Linked DNA regions of Homo sapiens: region 2 is linked to region 1. Evidence: read pairs that join two places in POLR2A ChIA-PET (ENCODE). Cell type or tissue: A673. All regions are shown on one strand. Each heading gives the region's core, and the rest is flanking DNA. Links, peaks and the distances in the headings are about the cores only.

Evidence for each region. Peaks named below come from ENCODE experiments on the same cell type or tissue, not always from the same donor. Only the 100,000 strongest peaks of a DNase experiment are listed, where the experiment ranks them.
Region 2: POLR2A ChIA-PET joins it to region 1 with 5 read pairs; 2 of 35 experiments call an interaction of 5 or more read pairs at or near these places.

What each region holds. Positions count from the first base shown.
Region 1 is chr3:87,545,803-87,551,194 of GRCh38, reverse strand. No RefSeq gene overlaps it. Among named protein-coding and RNA genes, the nearest start is that of HTR1F, 240 kb to the left of the region's middle. In A673, for the core only: no CTCF peak of the experiment used is centred there; DNase peaks (open chromatin) are centred at 1,784, 2,704 and 3,534; H3K4me3 peaks cover 794 bases; H3K27ac peaks cover 5,000 bases.
Region 2 is chr3:88,022,732-88,028,123 of GRCh38, reverse strand. No RefSeq gene overlaps it. Among named protein-coding and RNA genes, the nearest start is that of CGGBP1, 34 kb to the left of the region's middle. In A673, for the core only: no CTCF peak of the experiment used is centred there; a DNase peak (open chromatin) is centred at 2,823; H3K4me3 peaks cover 476 bases; H3K27ac peaks cover 1,024 bases.

The sequences.
Region 1 (5,392 bases), core at 193-5,192:
AACCCCACCCCAAAGTGAACATGGGGTGTATGTTACACATATGTTTACCCATTATGCGTGTGCTTTACCCCTCTCATAAATATGTGCAACTTTTCTTCCAAACTTTCTGAATATGTATGACGTTATTGAGTCATACAGGCCCTGTGAGATATAAAATCCAATCTGCTCTTCCTCTCTTTGGAGAGAGCATCTTTGGTCCTTGATGGAGACTTTCCATTATTGGTTTGCAAACTGATATCACCAGTAAAGTTCTCTTTTCTACTATTTAGCCATCTTGGTGGTCTTTTGGATTACAGTCTCTTTATCTGTATTCTTTGTAATATCTTCATAATAAAACAGTAAATAGAAGTAACTGTTTCCCTGAGTTTAGTGAGGCATTCTAGCAACAAATTAATCAAACTCAAGAAGGGATTTGGGAGGGACCCCGGATTTATAGCTCATGGGTCAGAAGTATAGGTAACACTCAACTATTTGCAACTAGTGTCTAACTAGGAGGTGGCAGTCCTGTGGGTCTGAGCTGTCAACCTCTGGGGTCTGATGCTACCTCCAGGTAGATAGTGACAAAACTTAACTGAATTAGAGGACACCCAGCTGGTGTCCACTGCAGAAAACATTGCTTCCTTGATGTGTTGGGAAACTGTCCCCGACCTCTTGCAATAACTGGGGTCACAGAAGTATTCTGTGTTGTGTTGTGACAATACAGTGAAAAAAACTGAGTTTTTTTTTCCCATATCTTTACAGATGTTAAAAATCTTCCCCAAGAGAAAATTCCTAGCCCAGACTGCCTCACCAATGAGTTCCACCAAAAAAATTATTGAAAAACTTTTTCAGAAAACAGAAACAATAAAGAAAATATTCTTCATTTCATTTTATGAGGCTAGCATAACCTTGATACCCAAACTGATATACACAATAAAAGAAAGAAACAAACATTATTGGCTAGTCTCATTTAAAAATGTAGACACAAAATTAGAAACAAAAGAAAAGACTAAATCTAGCAGTGTATTAAAAATGCATCGTAAACAAGTTAAATGTATCCTAGGGAAACATGGAAAGTTTATCATCAAAAGTCTGTACATTTGACAATAATACTTTAAAGGATTTAAAACAATTTAATGAATTTAAAAGATTCATATAATCTCAATAAATGCACTAAAAATATTGGTTTAAATTCACGAAATATTCATGATTTAAAAAAGACAACTTTGAAAATTATAAAGAGAAAGAGTTTCTTTCTTTGATACTTACAACAAAACTTATACTATTTAAAGGTCAGAGACCTTTCCTTTAAAATAGAAATGACGGGTTCTGTACTAATAGTGCTTCTATTCAACACTTTGAGAATCTAGCCAGCAAAGTAAGACCAAAATAAATAAAACCAAAAAAAGAATTGCAAACAATGGCACAAATGAACCTTATTAACTGATAATGATAAGTCTGCTCAAAACTTAGAGAATTTACATGTACATATTCAGGGACTTCTCCTTTAAGTATGGCAGGATAGTTTATTCGGATCAACTTCAAGCCTTAGGGGAAAAAAAAAAACAGTCTTTGTAAAAGACTGACTAATGAACTGACAATATTGGAAACAATATCAGGCCAAAACCTAAATGAAAAAGTAAACCTAGGGTGAATATACAGTTAATATATGCAATAAAACTAACATAAAAAACTGTGCTATGAGTTTGATGTCTGCCCTTCAGAGTGAGGCTTTTGAAATAATAGGCTACTGTCTTATTTTTACTTCCTAGACGTCCATTTCTCCCAGATAATTGCAGTCTAACTCCCACTCAAACAATTTCAGTGAAATTACTCTCAAATGATCCAGTCAATCTAACTGCCTGTTAGAATATGCTCACATCTCCTCCTTTTCATTTTTCCTTTCTTTTTCTTTCTTTTGTCATCCTTTCTTTCTCTCCTCCTATCACTAATTTTCCCTGTTTTTGGTAAGTAAAAATAATCAATTATAATTTGCTAAACGTGTGCAAAAGTAAAAAAGAAAATTATTATGTAATACATCTTATTTTTTGGAACAATAATTTGAAGTGTCTAGTTATTTAGACATAAACAAGTCAGGCTAAAGGATCTGTAGATCATATCTTCATGGATTTAATTTTGAACCTAATGATATTTTATTGTGAGTTAATGAATGCATATCTTAATATCAGAATTAGAACAATATTGGTGCATTTTCATCAGAAAAAATATTTTTGAAATAAGCTATATTAAGCAAATTTAGTTGCTTACTTCATTTTCTATATAGTTAAACTATTTCCTATTTCTTAATTTTAATTTTACTACAATTATTTTTATAAAATAAATTATTTTGGTGTAGTTGTTTTTTTGACATTCATCAGTTTTGCTCTTATCAAATTTTATTTTTTATTGTTTCTGCCACTAGAAGCTTTCTTTGTGTTCATTATTTTCATAAAGTCCAACAATATTGGGCCAATCTTGTGAGGACTAAGCTTTGATATTTTTTAGCTCACCCAAATTCCTACCTAGGGGGTCTAGAGAGTCATGCCCTACAAACCATAAATTCTCATCAGATGGGTTTTATTGGCCCTATTTATTGTGACTTAGTTTTCAATCTGACTCTGGCATAACATTATGAGACAGGAAAAAAAAAATTTAACCCCAAAGCATATTTCTTTGCCATGCCTCGAAATTGCCCTGCAAAGTCTCTTGTGGGAAAAGCCATATTCTATAGAGAATCCCCTTCCCCCTTTGTCTTCCTTCCTTCCTTCCTTCCTTCCTTCCTTCCTTCCTTCCTTCCTTCCTTCCCATATCCAGGAGATAATCAACGAAGAGCCAGGCACCCTTTTAAGTACGATAAAAAACAGTTTACCACCTGCTCTCTCTAAAGTCAGCTATCTAAGAGCTTCCTCTGAACAATAAAACGTAGTCTCCACAGTTCTTTATCTTTAGCCTGAACATTCCTTTCTATCAATTCCAGATTTTAGACAAACTCAACCAATTGTCACCCGGAAAATGTTTAAATTTACCTATAGCCTGGAATTCACCCTCTTTGAGTTGTCCCACATTCCTAAAGCAAACCAGTGTATTTCTTAAATGTATTTGGTTGATGTCTCCTACCTACCTGAAATATATAAAGCCAAGCTGCACCCCGACCACCTTAGGCACATGTTCTCAGGACCTCCTGAGGGCTGTATCATGGGCCACGGCCACTCATATTTGGCTCAGAATAAATCTCTTCAAATATCTTACAGAGTTTGACTCTTTTTGTCAACACTGGCAAAAGTAAAATATGTCAAAATGTTAGATTTTTCTTTCAGTTTTTAGGCAGTTACAAATTTGCTATGTGCAACTTTAGATATTGGTAATTTTATATTTCACCGATAGTTCTACAACATATAAACTATAAAAATGTCCATTAACAGACATAGGTGCACAAGAAAGATCACTTTCTTTTCTATAAATCAAATTAATTTCTAAATCCAAGACCTGTCATTCTAGGCTAGTGGAAAACTCCAGTTCTTCCTGAGTCTGTGACCCCTTTGCAAAATTTTATCAGGATAATACAATGCCAGTGCACTGGGTGGGATTTATTTTATTCTCAGTATCATCAGGTCTCAACTTGATATAGATGTGAGATTTATTTCTGCATACCCCTTCAGTATTAGCACATTTCTTTGATTTTTTTGCTGTAATAAAAATAATCTGTAAGGCCTCCTACCTTAGTTTCCATCTGCTATGCACAATGCAAACCTTCCTTTTAGGTATCTAATAATTATCCTTAAGGTGATTCCAGCCAGCAGGGCACAGGTTTCCTTTGCTCTTCTGGCATAAGAACATCTCTCTGCTCCACCACTTGAAGTATTTCCTTTTAATCTTTTAATAGGGCAGATAGTCCCACTTTCTTTCCTTTATTTTTTTATCTTTCAATTTTTCTAAGAGCTTAAGATGTATGAAAATTCAAACTTAAGTCTACCTCTATGTACTAGCCCCGTAAAAATGTTCCCTGTAGCATTAAAATAAGGGATAGGCTGCTTGCTTGAGTGAGATACAGGAACAGAGGAAAGTAGAAGAAAGAAAATTATTTCACAATATTATAAAGCCATGTTAGTGTAATTTTTATATAAGCAGTGGTCACTTGTCCTAACACAATCAATAAAATATGATTCTTCACTTACGTTGCTTTTTAGATACATAGTAAATTTTCCCTTCAAACATTTTAGTTGCTGTATTAGTTTGTGTTTATTTCTCTACCAATAATACTAAATTAATTCTTCTAAAAGAGTCAAAGTGTGTATTTAGCAAGAAGCTGAGGACATTCATAGGGCAGAGGTTTGCTAGCTAAATTTTAGGCAGACAAGGTTGAAATTGTTGGCTTCTGGCAAATTTGCACTCATTGTAATGGGAAAAAATTATATATAACAAGACACATTTTGACTTGATAAGAGCTTCTCCTAGTTTTGTTCCATGTTCTGCGTTTTAATTTTTGCTAGGGGGAAGAAGAACAAATTTTCATGGGTGAAAATGTATTGCAGGAAGGTGTAACCACCTGATGGGTTCTTCCTGCCCCCTGCACAGATGAAAACAATTTACTGAGACCACAGCATTGCTGTAAAGATTAATTGACATGAGGCCAGTCATGCTATGTGGGAGACAGAATTATCATTACTCAAATTAATCTCCCCAAAAATTAGGAGGCTAGGGTTTTTCGAGGATAGTTTGGAGGGCCGGGGAGTCCACTTCTCGGTAAAACCATCCATCCATTAGTCATCAGAAATGCAAAAGTCTGCCCAGGCTTGTCTTGAAATCCTGCCTCGGCCTCCTGAGCAGCTAGAATTTCAGGCACTAGCCATTGTGTGTGGCCGGATGAAACTTTATGTTACTGGCTGATAGGAGATGGAATTAACACTCAAATCAATCTCTCTGAAAATTTGGGGATCAGGGATTTTAAGGACAGTTTTGTGGGTAGGGGATCAGAAAGTAGAGTGTGCTGATTGGTAAAGTCGAAGATGAAATTATAGTGTTGAGGCTGTCCTCTTGCACTGAGTCAGTTCCTGGGTTGGGGTCACAAGACCAGATGAGGTAGTTTATCAATCTTGGTGGTATCAGCTGGTGCATCAGAACGTAGAGTCAGCAAAATATCTCAAGCACACTGATCTCAGGTTTTACAACTGTGACTCCTAAATTGTAATTTCTAATCTTATGGCTAATTTGTTAGTCCTGCAATGGCAGTACAGTTCCCAAGGAAGAGGAAGTTTTCTTTTGGGAAAGGGCTGTTATCACCTTAATTTCAAAGTTAAACAATAAACTAAGTTCCTCTCAAAGTTAGTTTGGCCTATACCCAGGCATGAACAAGGACAGCTTGGAGGTTAGAAGCAAGATGAAGTTGGTTAGGTCAGATCTTTTTCACTGTCAT
Region 2 (5,392 bases), core at 312-5,311, 480 kb before region 1:
CTTTCTGCCTAGTGTTTCCCTGCCTCTTGTCTGTTTCAACAAAATGGCCTCTTAACAATAAGGCTTGTGGATGACATTGTGGCTTTTGAGTGCTGTTTTTTAGGATATGATATATATTTTGAACCAATGGCCATTATATATCCTATCACTGTGACAGCTAGAACATACGGTTTCAGGAATCAAAGGATAGAAGAAGGAGTGGGTCTTATTATTACTCACAATGCACCACTTTGGAGGTTTGTGCTTTCATCTGCAAAACTTGTGTTATACTGGACTAAAAGGGATCAGTAACGTTCTACTAAATTTGAAGCTCTGGCAGCCACTGGCTATTTTTGGCTCCTTAGGCCAATAGGCCAGCAAACAAAGACCGGAATTACTATGCAGAAGGTGTAATTGATCCTTAATGTCGTGGAGAGATAAAGTTACTACTACTTAATAGCAGCAAGGAGAATTATGCCTTGAATTTAGGAGACTCACCAGGTTCCTCTAGGTGCTTCTATGTCTAATGATCACAGTGAACAGGCAATTGCAGAAACCATGAACTGATTAGAGAACAACAAAAAGGTGATCAGATCCCTCAGGGATGTGGGTCTGAGTTTCATTAAAGTGAAGCAACTTAGACTAGAAGTGCTGGCCAAGGTTGAGTGAAATGTAAAATGTCTGCTAAAAAGGTAAGATGATGAATAGCAGTCATAGCCTCAGGCCAACTGCAGCAGCAGAGGCTGCAGTTTGTCCCATTGGCCTCCTATTGTTAGTATTTAATTTCATTTTATTTTAAAATTGTGACTAGCCACTACATTGAAGAATAGTGACTAGATGGAGGGAATTTAATTCAAAGCATGAGTGAATCTGTGCAGTACAGTGGGTACAGTAGAGCAGTTACAGCCATATCCCCTATGCAATTATGTTTCCCATACATGCCAATAACTTCTTTACTTGAGGTACCTGCATCCCTTAGTCAGAGGGTTTCCTGGGTGGAGGGTGCTTGGCCTCTGTAATCTCCAGGGAGTTACTGTCCATGAGCACAGCTTTTAAACAATGAGGAGTAGAAATTGGTCTTCTCCTGGAGTTTGGCCGTCCAGAAGCCAATCTCCACCTTTCTTGCCCCTTGAATGGAACAACTCTGAGGCAAATTCTACATCTACTGGAGGGGCCCAGTGAGACCTAATCCAATTTCACCAAGTGGTAACCTGCTTGTTAAGGTATCCTGAATTCAGATTCGTTTTCTGTTATTCTCTATTTCACTTCTGCAGTCCTGTATTGGTGCTTTTTGAGATCACCACACGCATGCAAAAATTTGCACTAAAATCCTTGGCTCAGGGTCTGATTCTGGGAAAATCCAGCCTAACACAATATGGATATGTTCCCTTCCAAGATCAGTATCTTAGCCCACTTTTAACTCCCACCAACCATTCTATCATCCTTCAACTACATTGACATTATTATTAGTTTAATCTCAGAATCCTTATGATACAAACAGGGGTCAGGGAAATACTGGGTGGAAGAGGACAGTTCCCTGACAAAGGCCCCACCCTCAAGCCTGGAAACCCAAGGACCTAAATGGGAACAGGCATTCCTGTTTTTGTGCCCCAAAGCTGTTTTTTGGCCTGCCACCCCCCACTATCCTGTACACATAAACACTATAAACCACAGGCACCATGAGCAGATGAGCAGACAACCAGACAAACAGAAGAGCAGAAGAGTGGCAGAATGGCATGGCAGAGAAGGAGAGAAGAGGAGTGCCTGAATATCAAGAGGAGTTTTGCTGGGGATGGTCAGAGGGGAGATCAGCTGCTGGACGGCCAAACTCCAGGGGAAGATCACCTTCCCACTCCATCCCCTTTCCAGCTCCCTATCCATCCCATTGAGAGCCACCTCCATTACCCAGTAAAATCCCTGCATTCACCATCCTTCACGTCCATGTGTAACCTTTTTCTTCCTGGATGCCAGACAAGAACCTGTGTACCAAGAGGGCACTAAGCTGGTTAACACTTAAGCTGTCTGTGGATGGCAGAGCTAAAAGAGCACAGTAGCACACCCATGGGGGCTTTGAGAGTCACAGGCACACATCCCTAGACATCACTGTCGGGCCAAAGCCCAAAAGCACATACCCTGGCTCCTGCACCTGCCCATCTATGTGCTCTCCCTCCCATGAAAGCTTTGAAAAGTGGCAGCGGCCAAACAGATGAGCCACATCCTTGTCACGTGTCCTGTGAGGAGGGTTAGAGAACTCTCCCATTTCACTTATTGATGCATTGTTTTCATTTCTTTCTGTTTTTATTGTTTTTTTTTTCTATTTTTGATAGTGGTTAAATAAAAAGTGTTATTATTTCCAAAAGTGTTTTCAATAATGGTTTTAGTTTTAGTGTGATAAAATTTCTGAGACTTCGTATGCTTGAGAACATCTTCAACTTACCTTACATTTAAATGATTATCTAGACATAAAATCCTAATTTAAAGTTTCTTCAGCACTTAAAAAACACTGATTTGTTTTCCCCTTGCTTCTGCTGTTGCTATTGAGAAGCCTTATGCCATTTTAATTCTTTCTGCATTGTATATGGTCTTGTTGCATTTTCTTGGAAACTTTTCTTGTATATAATTTACTTTCACAGTAAGTGCAAGATCAAATTGTCCACATGACATATTGCTAAGATAGTATATATTACATTTGGCATTCAAAAGCTATGTTATCATTATGGGGAAAGAAAACTTCAAGGGCCACTATAATTTGAATAGGAAATGTGACAGTCACGGAGGTGTATTAGATCTTTCCTTGAGAGAGCCTGCCACAAAGAGTGTAGTGAGCTGACAGCCTCCAACTCTCTCCAGTCAGCTCCCTGGAGACACTAAGCACATCAGGGGTGCTAGATAACTAAACAAAGCAGCGATATTAGGGCATGGCAATTTCCTCTTAATCTGAAACTCCTCTGTTAGGAATCTGTGCACTAGAGCTCCCCATTGGGCTCACTGAGATTTTCTGCACCAAAAAGATTTTCTACACCACAGTGTGAGGCGCTTCCCCCTCTATCTTTCTTCCTTATGGCTTTTCTTTCTCAGGTGTCGGACTTGCATGGTGGACTGTAGGCTATCTCTGCCTACACTTTCTCCCCCTACTCCTTATCTTGCACAAGTGCATTATACCTCTTGAATTTCTGACTACATCTTAGTGTCTGCTTCCGGGGGACCAGGACTAACAAGAATAAATGAGTGTATGTTGTGTATTTAAGTAGAAAGCCCAGCCCAGAGAACTTGCAATCTGATAATTTTCCACATGATGCCATGGAGTTGTACCACCATCATCCAGCATCCTCTACTTTTCCTATTCTTGGCCCCATCAGGGCTTTCCGTGAAATGGATTTGGGGCTATCAAAAATAGATATGTTTTTATTATAGATTATTTTTACAATACCCTTTGCTGGATTGACATGACACCTTTTATATTTATAGTATGACAAGAATGCAAATGCTTACCATTATCTCTTTAATCCATTCACAATTTACCAAACCGACTAATTTTACCACAGTAGATTACAACTTGGATATAGATTTGATGGTACTGATTACATTGTTCCTGTTTACTTTCTTGGCTTTAAGAAATCTGTGAGTGGTTTCTGACTCAGAGTTAACATTTTCTACCTTTAGTGTGTTATGCTTTACAAAACACTAAAATTTAAGAATTTAGACATCAATAATTCAGAATATTTTTGTAAATTCTACAAGCAAGTTCATAAAGACAGAATAATTCATGTTCAAAACATAAATGTTTTTACTCATTTAAAATATGTTTATAGATATATAATAGTTACACAAATTTATGGGGTATATGTGATATTTTGATACAAGCATGTAATGTGTAATGATCAAGTCAGGGTAACTGGGATACCTCAAACAATTATCATTCTTTTATGTTGAAAACATTAAAGTTCTTCTAGCTATTTCAAAATATACAATACACTATTCTTAACTATAATTTTCCTATTGTACTATTGAATACTAGAACTTATTCCTTTTATCTAATGGTATTTTTTCAAACATTAACCAACTTCTCTTTCTCCTCCCCTACTCCCACTTACCTTTACAGCCTCTGGTAATTACCATTATTATCTTCTACCTCCATGGGATCAACTTTTCTATTTCTCACATATGAGTGAGAACATGTGGGGTAATTGGTATTTCTGTGCCTGGCTTATTTCATGTAACAAAATGACCTCCAGTTCCATCCAGTTGCTGCAAATGACAGGATTTCATTCTTTTTTATGGCTGAATACTAGTTCATTGTGTATATGTACCCCATTTTCTTTATCCTATCATCTGTTGATGGAAATGTAGGTTGATTCCATATCTTGGCTATTGTAAATAGTGCTGCAATAAACACAAGAGTGCAGATGTCTCTTTGATACACTGATTTCCTTGTCGTGGTAGTGGGGGTGGTATATATCCAGCAGTGAGATTGCTGGATTGTATGGTAGGCCTATTGCTAGTTTTGTGAGGATTTCTATACCGTTTTCCATACTAGTTGTACTATTTTACATTCTTACCAATAGTGTATACATTTTCCTTTTTCTTTACATCCTTGCCAGTATTTATTATTTTTTGTCTTTTTGGTAATAGCCATTTTAACTGGGTAAGATGATACCTAATTGTGGTTTTGATTTTCACATCCCTGATAATTATTGATGTTGAGCATCTTTTTGTATACCTGTTGGCCATTTGTATGTCTTCTTTTGAGAGATGTTTATTCAGATCCTTTGCCCATTTTTAAAGTGGATTTTTGTTTTTTGCTATTGAGTTGTTTGAGTTCCTTATATATTCTGGTTACTAGTCTCTTGTCAGATGAATAGTTTGCAAATATTTTCTCTCATTCTGTAGGATGTATGTTCGCTTTTTAAAATTGTTTCTTTTGCTGTGCAGAAGCATTTTAGCTTCATGTAATATCATTTGTCTATTTTTGTTTTTATTGCCTATGCTGTAGAGTTCTTACCTCCAAAATCTTTGCCCAGATCAAAGTTCTGCAGCATTTACTCTATGTTTTCTCCTAGTAGTTTCATAGTTTCAGGTTTTACATTTCAATCTTTAATCCAGTTTGCGTTGATTTTTGTATATAGTGAAAGATGGGGATGTAGTTTCATTCTTCCGCATTAGGATGTCCAGTTTTCCCATGCCATTTATTAAAGAGAGTGTCCTTCTCCCAGTGTGTGTTCTAGTCATCTATGTCAAGAATGAACTGGCTGTAAGTGTGTGGATTTGTTTCTAGGTTCTCTCTTCTGTTCCATTGGTTGATGTCTGTTCTTAGGCCAGTAGTATGCTGTTTTGGTTACTATACCTTTGTAGTGTAATTTGAAATTAGGTAGTGTGATACCTCCAGTTTTATTCTTTTTTTGCTTAGGATTAC